Regions from separate parts of the Homo sapiens genome. Here region 2 is linked to region 1. The links are chromatin contacts, found by Hi-C in ENCODE. All regions are on one chromosome and are shown on one strand. Each heading gives the region's core, a stretch centred on a gene start or an enhancer-like site at or near the end of the contact. The rest is flanking DNA. Distances are from core to core; before and after follow the strand shown. Region 1 overlaps CTNND1 (catenin delta 1). Region 2 holds the start of PATL1 (PAT1 homolog 1, processing body mRNA decay factor).

Region 1 (6,945 bases), core at 2,626-5,125:
GGGAAAGGGAACTGAAGCAAAAGGCTCAGCCTAGGCTAGTCCCCACATGTCTTCCCCACACAACTTTTGCATTGGTTTCTCAATGTCTTTGTGGGCATGCTGGGACTGGGCTTTGAGGTTTCTGCCTTAGGGGTGGGAAGGGAGGGGGAAGGGCATTCCAACAGCAGTTTTTTTCTTTTTCCCCAATTTGGTTGCTGGAAACAGGGTAAATGGATTTTTATACATATTATAACCTGTTCCTGGTTATATATGGAAATACAAATAGAGGAGCTCTCACTTGACAGTAGAATCCAGGTTTTAATGAAAATGACATCCAAGGCCTAGGTATCTGAACACAACAAGGTCTAAAGGGCACTTGTCACATTAAGCAATTCCAAGTCATATTTTAAATTACTTCCTTTCATTCCTAATATTGCCCCTTGCTCTTCTTGTTTTTATGTATTGGGTATATTTTATTTTCCTCTCATTCCCATTTTTCCTTCAAATATTTCTGCAGCTCTCTCCTTCCTGCTTCCTCCTTGCTGTGGTGGCTGGGATGCTTCTTCCATGATTTTTTGAATCTAGACTGGGCTGTTCTCTGTGTTAAACCAATCAGTTGCGACCTTCTCTTAACAGGTGTGTATGGAAATATGTTTATTAAGAAGGAAAAATCTTACTTTTTAAGAAATATGTATTTTTATTCCTTTCATGTCATAGCAGAAAAAAATCTTTTTAAATACCTTTTTTCTTTATGGGTTGGTGAGAGGGTGGGAATTGGGGAGAATATTTATTTCAAAACCTGTCTTTCAACATTGTATATTTTGGACTGGCATAAAGTCTTTCATAGCTATAAGAGAGAAAAAAACCCATTGAGTCCAACAGAGTATCACTAATGCCTGTAAAACCTCCTGTTTATATAATGGTATGGAGAACTCTTCATTTTTATATAACTATCTTTTATTGTATAGATAGCACACATAGACCCTCTAGATACTTGGATATTTATCCTGAGTTGGAACAAATAAAAGGGTAAAAAGATAGTCTATTTAAAACAAGAGTGTCCAATCTTTTGGCTTCCCTGGGCTACAGTGGAAGAAGAATTGTGTTGGGCCATACATAATGTACGCTAAGGATAGCCAATGAGCTAAAAAAGAATTGCAAAAAAAAAAATCTCATAATGTTTCAAGAAAGTTTACAAATTTGTGTTGGGCCGCATTCAAAGCTGTCCTGGGCTGCATGCGTCCCGCGGGCCAAGGGTTGGACAAGCTTGAGTTAGAGGTTTCTGCAGGATTACAGAGATGTGGGAACTTCCAGCCATTGACGTGTGGAGGTTAGGATATGAACTACTGTGAGGTGCACTTTCAGAGGTTGAGGCTAATACTCCTTTTCCTACTTCCCAAGGAGGTGAAGTTTCCTGAAGACAGTGCTTTTTTACATGTAGAGTTTTTTGTGGTTCTGTTACTCTGTTGTCTCCATTAGTCAAGGAACACGTTTTGCCATCAATATAATATTTAACAAACTATAGTAGTATAGTTTGGAAAGTAGAAACGCCCTTTTATGAATGTATTATTATATTTTTGGAGGCAGAGTCTCACTCTGTTGTCCAGCCTGGAGTGCAGCGGTGCCATCTCGGCTCACTACACTCTCCGTCTCCTGGGTTCACGCAATTCTCATGCCTCGGCTGGGATTACAGGTGCCTACCACCATGCCTGGCTAATTTTTGTATTTTTAGTAGAGATAAGGTTTCCCCATGTTGGCCAGGCTGGTCTTGACCAACTGAACCTGACCTCAAGTGATCCACCCACCTCGGCCTCGTAAAGTGCTGGGATTACAGGTGTGAGCCACCTACTTTCATTTCTTTCTTTCTTTTTTTTTTTTTTTTGAGACGGAGTCTTGCATTGTCGCCCCAGCTGGAGTGCAATGGCGCGATCTTGGCTCACTGCAACCTCCGCTATTCTCCTGCCTCAGCCTCCCGAGTTGCTGGGATTATAGGAGTACGCCACCACACCCGGCTAATTTTGTCTGTGTGTGTGTTTTTTTTTTTTTTTTTTTTTTTGAGACGGAGTCTTGCACTGTCGCCTAGGCTGGAGTGCAATAGTGCGATCTTGGCTCACTGTAAGCTCCACCTCCGGCGTTCACGCCATTCTCCTGTCTCAGCCTCCCGAGTAGCTGGAATTACAGGCTCCCGCCACCACGCCCGGCCTTTTTTTGTATTTTTTTAGTAGAGACAGGGTTTCACTATGTTGGCCAGACTGGTCTCGAACTTCTGACCTCGTGATCCGCCTGCTTCGGCCTCCCAAAGTGCTGGGATTACAGGTGTAAGCCACAGTGCCCGGCCTTTTCATTTCTTAATTGGCATTTAGTTTAGCATAGTAATTTTTTTTTTTTAATTTGCTGCCACTTCAGCAGTTTTAGTGTTTAGATGTGGGAGAGGTTAAGTAAGATCTGTATTGCCCTATTATCTCTAAAAGTGGCTTGTCCCTGCAGGATAGTGAATGCTTGTCTGTACCATTGGAGTTACACATTTCATTGAGTTGATACCAGCAGATTTTTTTCAGGGAAAAATAATCCAATCTCATAACTACAGCACCTCACCACATTCTCCCTCTCCTAACAGTGTAGAGACTTAGATTTAATTGCACCTTTCCTTTCAATAGTTATTTCTGGTGGGATGTTGAAGAAAGCTAGTGGGCAAAGGATTCCGCTTGAACAGACACTGGTGATGGGCTCCCAGGCTTGGCGGTGGCTTGCTTTCTGCACTGCAGTAAAACCACGAGAGGGCATCTTTGGCTCTGGGATTAATAATTCATCTGTCTTCTCTGACCTGTGACCTTTTCTCTCCTTTCTCTTACCCTTTCCCGGTAGTGTGAAGTGAGGGGGTCTCTCTCCCTCCTTCTCCTTCCTCTGTGATTCACCTTCCTTTTTACCCTGCCCTGCGGCGGCTCCGCCCCTTACCTTCATGGACGACTCAGAGGTGGAGTCGACCGCCAGCATCTTGGCCTCTGTGAAGGAACAAGAGGCCCAGTTTGAGAAGCTGACCCGGGCGCTGGAGGAGGAACGGCGCCACGTCTCGGCGCAGCTGGAACGCGTCCGGGTCTCACCACAAGATGCCAACCCACTCATGGCCAACGGCACACTCACCCGCCGGCATCAGGTAACCCCTCTCTCCATCAGACGTGCAGGTAGGACTTTGGCATGGTCACAGAGAGGCTATGATCCTTTTTGGGAAGCTACTCTCCTTTTGGTGATGGGCTGTCCAGTGCCCGTTCTTCCAGGGATTTTTTTCCAGGGGTGTTAAATGCTGATAAGAGACAAGGAATATTGCTGCTGGACTGAGCTGGGTGCAGTTACTATCTCTAGAAGCATCCATCTGACTTCCTGTTTTGCTGGAGTAGGTTTTTTGGGGTGGGCTACAATTCTAGTAATGGTAGATAGTTTAGTTTGCAGCTGTACTCAAGTTACTTTTCTTTTCTGATTTTTTTTTCTTGGTATCAAAAAATCAGGAAAGTAAATGCCCACTTAATGGTTGGGCATCTTGTGCTCTCAGCCCTAGTTCAGTCTCCCTGAGGGAACAGTCTGTACCCAGGTGTGGCAGTATCCATAAATTGTGTACTCCTGCTCCATATTGTCCTTGTGTGCTCTTTTTGTTGGCTGTGTAAATCATGTGTTGGAGGAAGGGGTCATTGTTAATTCTGTTGGTTAGAGTTGGAGAGGGAGCATCATGCTGCTGTTTAACCCAAATAACCACAGGAGCCAGTGGTCTCTGGGTTGGCTGACTCTGTGATGTGACTTGGGAGAGTTGGTGTTAGAAATGAGAAGTATCTTGTGTTTCCTCTGGTTTTTCTAGTCTGACTTTGCTGTGATGTAATCTGTCTGAGGTTTTGTCTGTCTTCCTCTGTGTGTGTGTGCGTGTGTGCGCGCGCACTCGCGCATGTGTGTGTGTGGTAGACATTGCCTGATAGATTGCATCTTACGAGAGATCTCTGAGTGGGAACCAGAACAGTACTCATGCCCTGATAGTCCTTTTCATTGAGTAATTTTTATTTATTTATTTAAATAGGAGTGCAGTGGTGCAATCTTGGCTCACTGCAACGTTCGCCTCCCGGGTTCAAGCAATTCTCCTGCCTCAGCCTCCTGAGTAGCTGGGACTACAGGCGTGTGCCACCACACCCAGCCAATTTTTGTAGTTTTAGTAGAAATGGGGTTTCACCATGTTGGCCAGGATGGTCTCGATCTCTTGACCTCGTGATCCACCTGCCTCGGCCTCCCAAAGTACTGGGATTACGCGTGAGCTACTGCACCCGGCTGAGTGATTTTTTTTTTTTTTTTTTTAAGATAGAGAAAGTCCCTCATACTGAGGAGCCTTGCAGTTGAGAGAGAACAGAATTCCAGTTGGAGGATCAAGGAATTTGAGGGAGGCAGCATGCTTGCAGTGTTCCTAGGATTTTTACAGGAACTACAATAGAAAGTTAGGGATGAAATTATATTGAAAGGAGAAAGCTGGACTGCTCAGGTTTGGAGGTCATGGGGAATTCCAGGATTCAGTATGTGGTTGCTCTCTTATTTTTAACTTCTGCTTAGCAGTAAAACCACACCCTTCCTTCTTCCTGAAAGTAATGTTTAACTTCCTCTCCCTGCAGCATTACACTCTATGTAATGGGAGTGGGGTGGAGGAAGAGTCTCCCAAGGTGGTTGGATCTCACTATTCTACTGGAAGAGGAGCAGGCAAATATATTTTTATGTGGTATAATGTCATTAGATTATTTCCTGCTGCTTAAGACAGAGCAACTTCTGGATGACATTTTGGAATGTATTCTGTGGCTCTAATAATTGTTGGTAAAGATATTGAGCCTTCTGTTTTCTTGAGGGGAGTTGGGGTGCTTGTTTTTGTACTTGGAAAGGGAGACTCGTATCTCTTGCTTTTTTCTTTAATTAAATTTCTGTTTTTTACATTAGGACATGATAGCCATCTTGCTTCTTTCTTTAAAAAGCTGCCTGGAATGGGAGTTTCCAGTGGTAGTACTGCATGAAGATTCATGAGACTATAAAGCTCTTTGGAAACCCCCCAACTTAGCCCTTCCAACTTTCCTTACATTTTTATGGCTTTCCAAAAAGGTTGCATGTAAGGGAAATTATCTAGGTCTGTGCTGTTTATTCAGCAAATAGTTTTTGAGCACCTGTTATGTGCCAGGCACTGTTCAAGGCACTAGACTAAACTAAACTTATCCCAAAAAACCCTCTGCCCTCGTGGAGTTTACGTTCTTATGTTCCAGAGACCCTGTCTGCCAGAGTTCCAGGCCTGATTTTCAATTTTGAGGAAAGTGCTAAGACTAAAGAGTGAATGGTTCTTTTATGAGTACTGACACAAGGACTCCAGGCCACACATATCTTCTTGAAAGCCCTTTTCCTGTTTGAAAAAAAGATCGTTTGTATTTGATAGAGCAAAAGAAGGCCACAAAATGAATTGTCTTCTTGTGGGCTGTGTTTCAGAACGGCCGGTTTGTGGGCGATGCTGACCTTGAAAGACAGAAATTTTCAGATTTGAAACTCAACGGACCCCAGGTAATTCTTTGGCTCAAGACCTGGGTTGCTTCATTCATATTTTCTTATTTCCCCAGCCTATAAGAGCATATTTGTGTCTTGTAAGGTGCCTGGCACATTGTACATACTCGTCAATTAGTTTCTTTTATTTACGAAAACAAAGAAGTGGAGCTCCAAAGTATATATGCAGTTTTGTTTTGGAATGAATTTTAATGACCATTGATCTTTATGACTATTCCTCCTCCCCACTGCCACCCCATTTGATCCCTAAGTACTGCGTTTCTTTTCTAGAGACAGTAGGCTTCTACTTTGCAGCAAAAAACCCTACCTAAAATCTGGCTGGTCTTGAGCCTTTTAGACGGTATCTGAAGAGTAACATAAAGCCAGTCAAAAGATGGCTCTTACTGGGATTTTCAGGTTTGTCTTAAAAGTTCTTTATTTTTGGCCAGGCATGGTGGCTCATGCCTGTAATCCCAGCACTTTGGGAGGCTGAGGTGGGCAGATCACCTCAGGTCGGGAGTTGGAGACCAGCCTGACCAACATGGAGAAACCCCGTCTCTACTGAAAATACAAAATTAGTCAGGCGTGGTGGCACATGCCTGTAATCCCAGCTACTCGGGAGGCTGAGGCAGGAGAATTGCTTGAAACCAGGTGGCGGAGATTGTGGTGAGCTGAGATCATGCCATTGTACTCCAGCCTGGGCAACAAGAGCAAAACTCTGTCTCAAAAAAAAAAAAAAAGTTCTTTATTTTAGACTGGGCACGGTGTCTCATGCCTGTAATCCAACACTTTGGGAGGCCAAGGCAGAGCAAAACTCCGTCTCAAAAAAAAAAAAAAAACAAAGTTCTTTATTTTGGCCAGGCGTGGTTTGCTCATTCCTGTAATTCCAGCACTTTGGGAGGCTGAGGCTGGAGGATTGCTTGAGCCCAGGAGTTCAAGACCAGCCTGGGCAACATAGACCCTGTCTCTACAAAAAAAATAAAATTAGCCAGGCATGGTGGCGTGAGCCTGTAGTTCTAGCTACTCAGGAGGCTGAAATGGCAAGATTGCTTGAGCCTGGGAGGTTGGGGCTCCAGTGAGCTATGATCATGCCACTGCACTCTAGCTTGGGTGATAGAGTGAGACCCTATCTCAAGTAAATAAATACAAGTTATTTATTTATTGGGTGAGCTGCTCTTTTGAGGGATCACTCAGATATAGATGAAACTGCATTTAACACAGTTCATGTTCACTTAGATGACCACAGCTGGGAAGTTAAATCTACTGTCTGTCACTTGGATGTTGATGTGGCTATAGTTAGTTCATGTTTGTTAAATGACTACAACTGGGAAATTATGTCTACTGTCCTTTTGTACAAGTTCAAAAGATGACAGCCACCCATCTAAAAATCCTGAGGCCTATAGAAGATGCATGAGGAGTCCCTGT
Region 2 (6,379 bases), core at 3,067-5,566, 1.9 Mb after region 1:
CATGCCTGGCTATTTTTCAAAAAAAATTTTGTGGAGAAAGAGTCTCACTATGTTGCCGAGGATGGTCTTGAACTCCTGGCCTCAAGTGATCCTCCTGCCTTGACCTCCCAAAGTGCTGAGAGCTGTGGGCTTGAACCACCACAAATAGCTTATTGTGTCCTACTGATTATCACTAAACTATCTTCCAAATATAATTTGCAATTCACATCAGTTTCCTGCTTTTGTAATTCCACTCTACATCTCTTTGCCTGTGATCTCCATGGAGAGAGATAATAGCATCTTGGATCATGTTATCCTCCTGGACAATCTCATCTCCTAACCCATGCCTATAATCCAAAAGGTCTTTGATTCCTTTCCATCATGAGTCTAGCTTCTACTTTCAACACTTTTCTTGCTGCTTCTAATCATAACAAAGTTTTAGTTCTCTAATGAATTTTACAAATGACTGACAATATTAAAACACCTTCATTTTTGCCAGTTTATTCAAGTCAGTCTAAGCTTTAATAAATGTATTAGGTCACTGCAAAACCAGTGACCATTATAATACTTTAAGGCCTCTTATTTGTTTTTGATATTCAACATCTTGGGATTACTGACTATTGCTAAATTTTCTCTTTTTCCTTATGACTTAACTTGGAGTATTTGTTGCACAGACAGAAGTGTTGCGACTACAAAAGAATCACACACATTTATACATTTGAACATAAACGCTGTTATTGCTGCTTTCCAGCACCAAGTCTAAGCAAACATATCTGCATTGACTCTTACCTATTCATTTGCTTAAAAATATACAGTTTTGGCCAGGCGTGGTGGCTTGCACCTGTAATCCCAGCACTTTGGGAGGCTGAGGAGGGATCACTTGAGGTCAGGAGTTCATGACCACCCTGGCCAACATGGAGAAACCCTGTCTCTACTAAAAATACAAAAATTAGCCGGGCGCTTGTGTTCTCAGCTACTTGGGAGGCTGAGACAGGAGAACTGCTTGAACTGGGGAGGCAGAAGCTGCAGTGAGCCGAGATCATGCTACTGCACTCCAGTCTAGGTGACAGAGCAAGACTCTGTCTCAAAACAAATATATGTGTATGTATACAGTTTAAAAATTTAAATTTCAATTTATTACTCCACTTGTTCTACACCTGTTCTAAGTAACATGTGTTCTCAAACTTTATCATATAAGCTTACTTCCTAAATTTTCCATCTTGGCATTTATAACCCCGTGGCCTGTAACCTTAGTTTGGCTCTTCAGTTTTTAAACTTTTTCCAACTCTTAAAATATGTATCTATAGGCTGGGCGCGGTGGCTCAGGCCTGTAATCCCAGCACTTTGGGAGGCCGAGATGGGCGGATCACGAGGTCAGGAGTTTGAGACCAGCCTGGTTAGCTCGGTGTGGTGGCGGGCACCTGTAATCCCGGCTACTCGGGAGCCTGAGGCAGGAGAACTGTTTGAACTCAGGAGGCGGAGGTTGCAGTGAGCCAAGATCGTGCCACTGCACTCCAGCCTGGGTGACAGAGCAAGACTTCATCTCGAAAAAGAATAAATAAATAAATAAATAATATGTATCTATACCCAGGGATGGACAAAATTTCATCTGTGCATACTTTTCTAACTTATGAGTCCTTTCTTGACCCCCAAAATTCTTGCTATAAAAAGCTTTATATTTTGAAGATACTATAAGTTGCAAAGTTATATACTAGTGATAGACTAAATTTTGAAACACATATACCCACATCCTAGAATCTGAATTTTCTACTAGTACACTAGTTTTCCATAAGTTATATGTTATACAAATAAAAATTCCTCTCATCTAGGATTAATTTAAATCTCTCTTAAATGTTTACTTCTCTAAACATTTGAATCCCTCATAGGGGCAACCTGTAGTCATCGATCATATAGCTGGAAGGGGCAAGGCTTACAGAATACCTGATTTTATAGGTAAGGCAAAAAGAGACCCAGAGGAGCAGGATAGGTGCTGTTTCCAGTGAAGAATGAACTATTCTAAGATGAGGAATAGAAGAATATCTTGCCAAGTTAGTGAATAAGGTTACCCCTAATAAGATAAAGCACTTCTAAAAGACAGCACTTGAAAAGAGCAGGAGGCTAAGATGATATTATAAGCGAAAGATGTCACTTACCAACTGCACCTGACCCAAATGTATCATCATTGAATTGATCAATCTCTTCATCTTCTTCTCCCAGTCCCTGAAATGCATCTTCATCTTCATCCAGAGGACAATCCTCCAAAGACTAAAAAAAAAGAAAAGACATTAGTTATTCATGAAATTCACACCCTCATTTTAAAAATGTTCTAAAAATGTTCATCTTACCTTCTCAATGAACATAATTGCTTCATTATGACTTTTTGTAAAGATGGCATTTTTTTTCTACTTCCCAATTTCCCTGACACTGGAAGATTTCATCATCTTTCTTTCACTTTCTATTTCCTAATCCTTATTTCATTTAATTCTTGCCCCACCTCACAGCATTCCATTTCTCTATTTTATCAAGAATCCACGAACAGCAGTTCCTCATGCAACCAAGAAATTAAGCCCACAACTTTCCTTACATCACTGGTTGGAATACTGATGACAATTAATAATGAACCCTTTATTTTCTTGTATCTTTATGTATCTTTTCCAGCAAAATTCTCATCTTTCTCATTATATTCATGTCATCTTTTCAACTATTATTCCGTTTTAAAGCTTTGTCTTCATTTTCCATCTTTCTTATCTTCCCTATAGGCCTAAACTCTAGTGATGAAACAGAAAATTAGGTCTTCAACCACAATAAAATGAACTCTGGAAAAGCTGTGGTATGACAAGTTCAAGTTCTGGCTCCATTCCTACAATCAGTGTGAACATGGGCAACTCAGAAAATTTCTAATTAATTCATCAAATACCTTTTAAGGACCTATTGCGTCTAAGGTTCTGTGCTAGGCTGTAAGGCTCAATGTCTTACATTGTAATGCAGGGACAATACCAACTATGGCAGAGAGTTGTGATGATCAAAGTGGGCAAAGATTACAGATTATCGAACAAAGGCTAGAGGCCACCACATCCTAGGTGTGTTCTATTTTCCCCCTTTACTTCAATCTTACTCAACTGATTTATTCTCCAAGTTTTCCTTTTGGTTTGGTCTTAGATCATTCCTATCAAGTATACCTGTCCTCAATTTTCAAAAATTCAGAATCAGAATTCCATATTCTATCAGTAGGTACGTTTGTGATACACCTTGCCTGGCTACCTCTTAGCTACCCTGTTTACAATGGAAAGATTAGGTCAAAGGGCGTTCTTCTTACCCCAGAGCCCTTCCAAACTCATGCCAATAGGCATGCCACTGCCTCCTTATCAGAGGCAACTTCCAGCAGTACTCCCTTCCAAATCACAAATATCTACTTTACCAAATCGCTGCTTTTTTAAATTAAAAATTCTTAAGGATCATTTACATCAGTTCTTTCATGCTACAAATTCAGAAAGTTTACGTCCAGAGATTAGGAGTCACTCAAGGTCACACAGTGAGTTGGTGACAGGGTCAGTACTGTCTGCTGCTATTGCTACATTCCCGGCACCTTCTCCAAACCCGCGTCTCCCAGCACTAGCCCAGAAGGAACTTCTGCAGGACACGCCCCCCTCCCAACTCGGAGCCCTCTTTAGTAAACGGGCTGGGGCCCTAATCCAACGGCAAGCCCAGGCCCCCTTCACCTGAAGGTAGCCTGTGTGAATGGGATGTGTGTCAGTGTAATTCGAGTGGAGGTGGGTGGGGGGTGGTTCCGGGTCCAGGGCGGGAAACGCGGCTCTGGGAATTCCCGGGTGACACCTACTTAAGAAAAGCACCCGGGGAGATGCAGTGCTCTACCCTCCGTGGCTCCTCTAGGGGTGGGGGCGGGGGTGTGGTCTGGTTACAGCACTTAACGGGCCCTCCCCACCCCAAAACGGAGGCCAACTTTCCCCAGCGGCAACTAATGGGACTGTCTCGACCCATGAAGCCAGCTCCCAGCCCTAGGATTAGACCCGCGACCCCAGACCAGTCGCGTCCAGCTAAGTCCTGCGACTCCCCCAGCCCGCCCCCTGCCCCGCAGGAACACAGGACCGGCGCGCGGAGAGAGAGTGAGGGAGAGGGGCGCGGGAGGGAGGGAGGGGTCACTTCCGGTCGCAACAGCTCACCTCGTAGCGGAACATTCTTGGGGAGGGGGGCAGGGAGCGGGGAGGGGAGAGGGGGAGGGAGGGAAGAAGCGCTGACTCCCCGGCTCCTCCGCGCGCGGGTCCTCCACCGGCTCGCGACCCCTGGCCGCCGCCGTACGCCGGAGCGTGCGTGGGGACGTGCGCAGGCGCGCCTCAGGCAGGGCGGCCACCCCGCTCGGCGCCCGGCGGCGGCGGCTGCGCAGGGACAGATTTGGCGTCCCGCTTCCTAGTCTCAGCGGCGGGAAGGAGGTCCCGTGGCGAGAGACTGCGCACGCGCTGCCCGTCTTCGGCTGCCTGGTGATCTGGGCTTGTAGCTCCGCCCCCTCTTTCTCCGCGCCCTCTAGGCGCTCGGCTTGGAGCTCAGGGGCCGGTCACGAGTTCTCCGTCACCCGTGGGGCGGAGAAAACCCTTGTGATTGTCACAGGATATAGCTTTGAAGAATCCTGCGCTTAGCCTGGGCTGGGAAAGATGAGATTCCCGGGCAGTTTTTCCAACGTCCGACTCACTCCTCAGGCTGCTCGGGGGTCTCCCCGTTGCAATCTGCGCCTTGCGCAGGGAAAAAAGAATGGAAAGTTGCTGGTCTTCGAAAGGGGCGGACTTCGTCGCCACTTTCAGCGGCTCGTCGCCTGCTGAATCCACAGCAGGTCAGGGCTGTGATTTATGTGGCTCAAAGTGATGACGGCGCCCGTTTTTTTTTTTTTTTTTTTTGAAATGCTGAAGACAGGTTCCGGGAGGTTTAACTAGGGTGGTATTTTTAAGCGCCAGGCTCATTAGGCGCGAGGAGCTGCAGAGCCTCGAAGGGCCGCACGGCCGTGGGCCGCTGGCCACGCAGCAGCAGGGTCTTCGGGCCGTGGTGCGCCGCTGGGTGACTCCACTTCCTTAGAGGATCGAACCCACAGAGGAATGTGTCCAGCTTAGAAGCTTCGGCCCCCTGGTTCCAGAATTCTGTTGGGTGGTTTGTTACCTCTAGCACGCTCCATGCCCTTCTTGCCCCTTTCCTTTCAGACAAAACTTGCAGCACAAAGAATGAATTCTTTTGGGTTTCGCAATCCGTTTCTTCCCTGGGCGTCTTAAAATGCAGCCTCGTCTCGGAATGGCATACAGTAAATCCCCTAAATGTTAGTGTGTCTGGATCAGTTTGAGTATCGGAAACGCTGAATTTGTGAAGAAAAGTTCTGGGTGGGAGCTTGTGCTTTGCCACTGGCTAGGAAACTTTGGGCAACTTACCTAAACCTCTCTGAGCCTTAGTTTCTTGTAAAATGGGTATAATTACACCTGCCTCATGATGGTAACACTACTAACGATTGAAGGCTGCCTGGGACTCTGCTAGGCGCTTTATAAAATGGATTATCTCATTGAATCCTTCCTTATGTGCCCCCCATGAGGTAGGTACTGTTATTTTCTCAGTTTACAGTTGAGGAACCTGAGGATTAGCGACATTGTTTGCCTCCAACCACCCAATGGCAAGTGGTAAAGCTAGCAGCTGAGATTTGTCTGATTATTAAAAACCGAGTGTCTTAATCACTGTGCCAGAATAACAAAAGCAAATGTTGACATGGGCCAGGCCTGAACTTTAAAGAAGTGGAGCGTCGGGACAAGATGATTTATTGGTTTTCAAGCATGCATGGAACATTATAAAACATCAAATACTAAGTAACAGGCCAGGCGCGGTGGCTCACGCCTGTAATCCCAGCACTTTGGGAGGCCGAGGTGGGCGGATCACAAGGTCAAGGAGATCTAGACCATCCTGGCTAACAGAGTGACACCCCGTCTCTACTAAAAATACAAAAAATTAGCCGGGCGTGGTGGCGGGCGCCTGTAGTCCCAGCTACTCGAGGGGCTGAGGCAGGAGAATTGCGTGAACCCGGGAGGCGGAGCTTGCAGTGAGCCGAGATCGCACCACTGCACTCTAGCCTGGGTGACAGAGCAAAGACTACGTCTCACAAAAAACAAACAAACAAACAAAAAAAACTAAGTAGCAGTACATCTTAATAATTACCAAAGAATTGGTGCCATGTAGATCAAGGGTTAGCAGACTATGGCCCACAGTCCAATCTGGCCAGCCACCCGTTTTTGTAAAGCAAGCTTTATTGGAATACAGCCAACCTTATTTATTTACATATTGTCTTTGATTGCTTTAATGTTATAAAGTCAGAGTTGAGTGGTTACAATGGATACAGTGTGGCCTGTAAAGTGTAACA

Evidence for each region. A loop is a pair of places that touch in the nucleus more often than their neighbours do. Pooled maps may share reads with other maps.
Region 2: a pooled map shows a loop between it and region 1 (10-fold over the local background). The contact joins the promoter of PATL1 here to the enhancer-like site in region 1. A Hi-C loop is called at or near these places in 6 of 50 pooled maps.

The regions. Positions count from the first base shown.
Region 1 is chr11:57,788,541-57,795,485 of GRCh38, forward strand. CTNND1 (catenin delta 1) reads left to right here. Exons shown (of 21, transcript NM_001085458.2): 2 at 497-615; 3 at 2,845-3,133; 4 at 5,470-5,541. The coding sequence starts at 2,939. TMX2-CTNND1 (TMX2-CTNND1 readthrough (NMD candidate)) reads left to right here. Exons shown (of 21, transcript NR_037646.1): 3 at 497-615; 4 at 2,845-3,133; 5 at 5,470-5,541. Among named protein-coding and RNA genes, the nearest start is that of CTNND1, 30 kb to the left of the region's middle. RefSeq lists enhancers at 3-182, 3,737-4,031. Within about 2 kb of position 3,876, at least 30 of the 41 ENCODE cell types and tissues checked have a DNase peak (open chromatin) inside an H3K27ac peak, as active enhancers do.
Region 2 is chr11:59,664,721-59,671,099 of GRCh38, forward strand. It overlaps PATL1 (PAT1 homolog 1, processing body mRNA decay factor), which reads right to left and starts at 4,317. Exons shown (of 19, transcript NM_152716.3): 1 at 4,161-4,317; 2 at 2,133-2,244. The coding sequence starts at 4,175. PATL1-DT (PATL1 divergent transcript) reads left to right here and starts at 4,590. Exons shown (of 4, transcript NR_187296.1): 1 at 4,590-4,822. RefSeq lists a silencer at 4,047-4,396 and enhancers at 4,356-4,650, 4,577-4,866.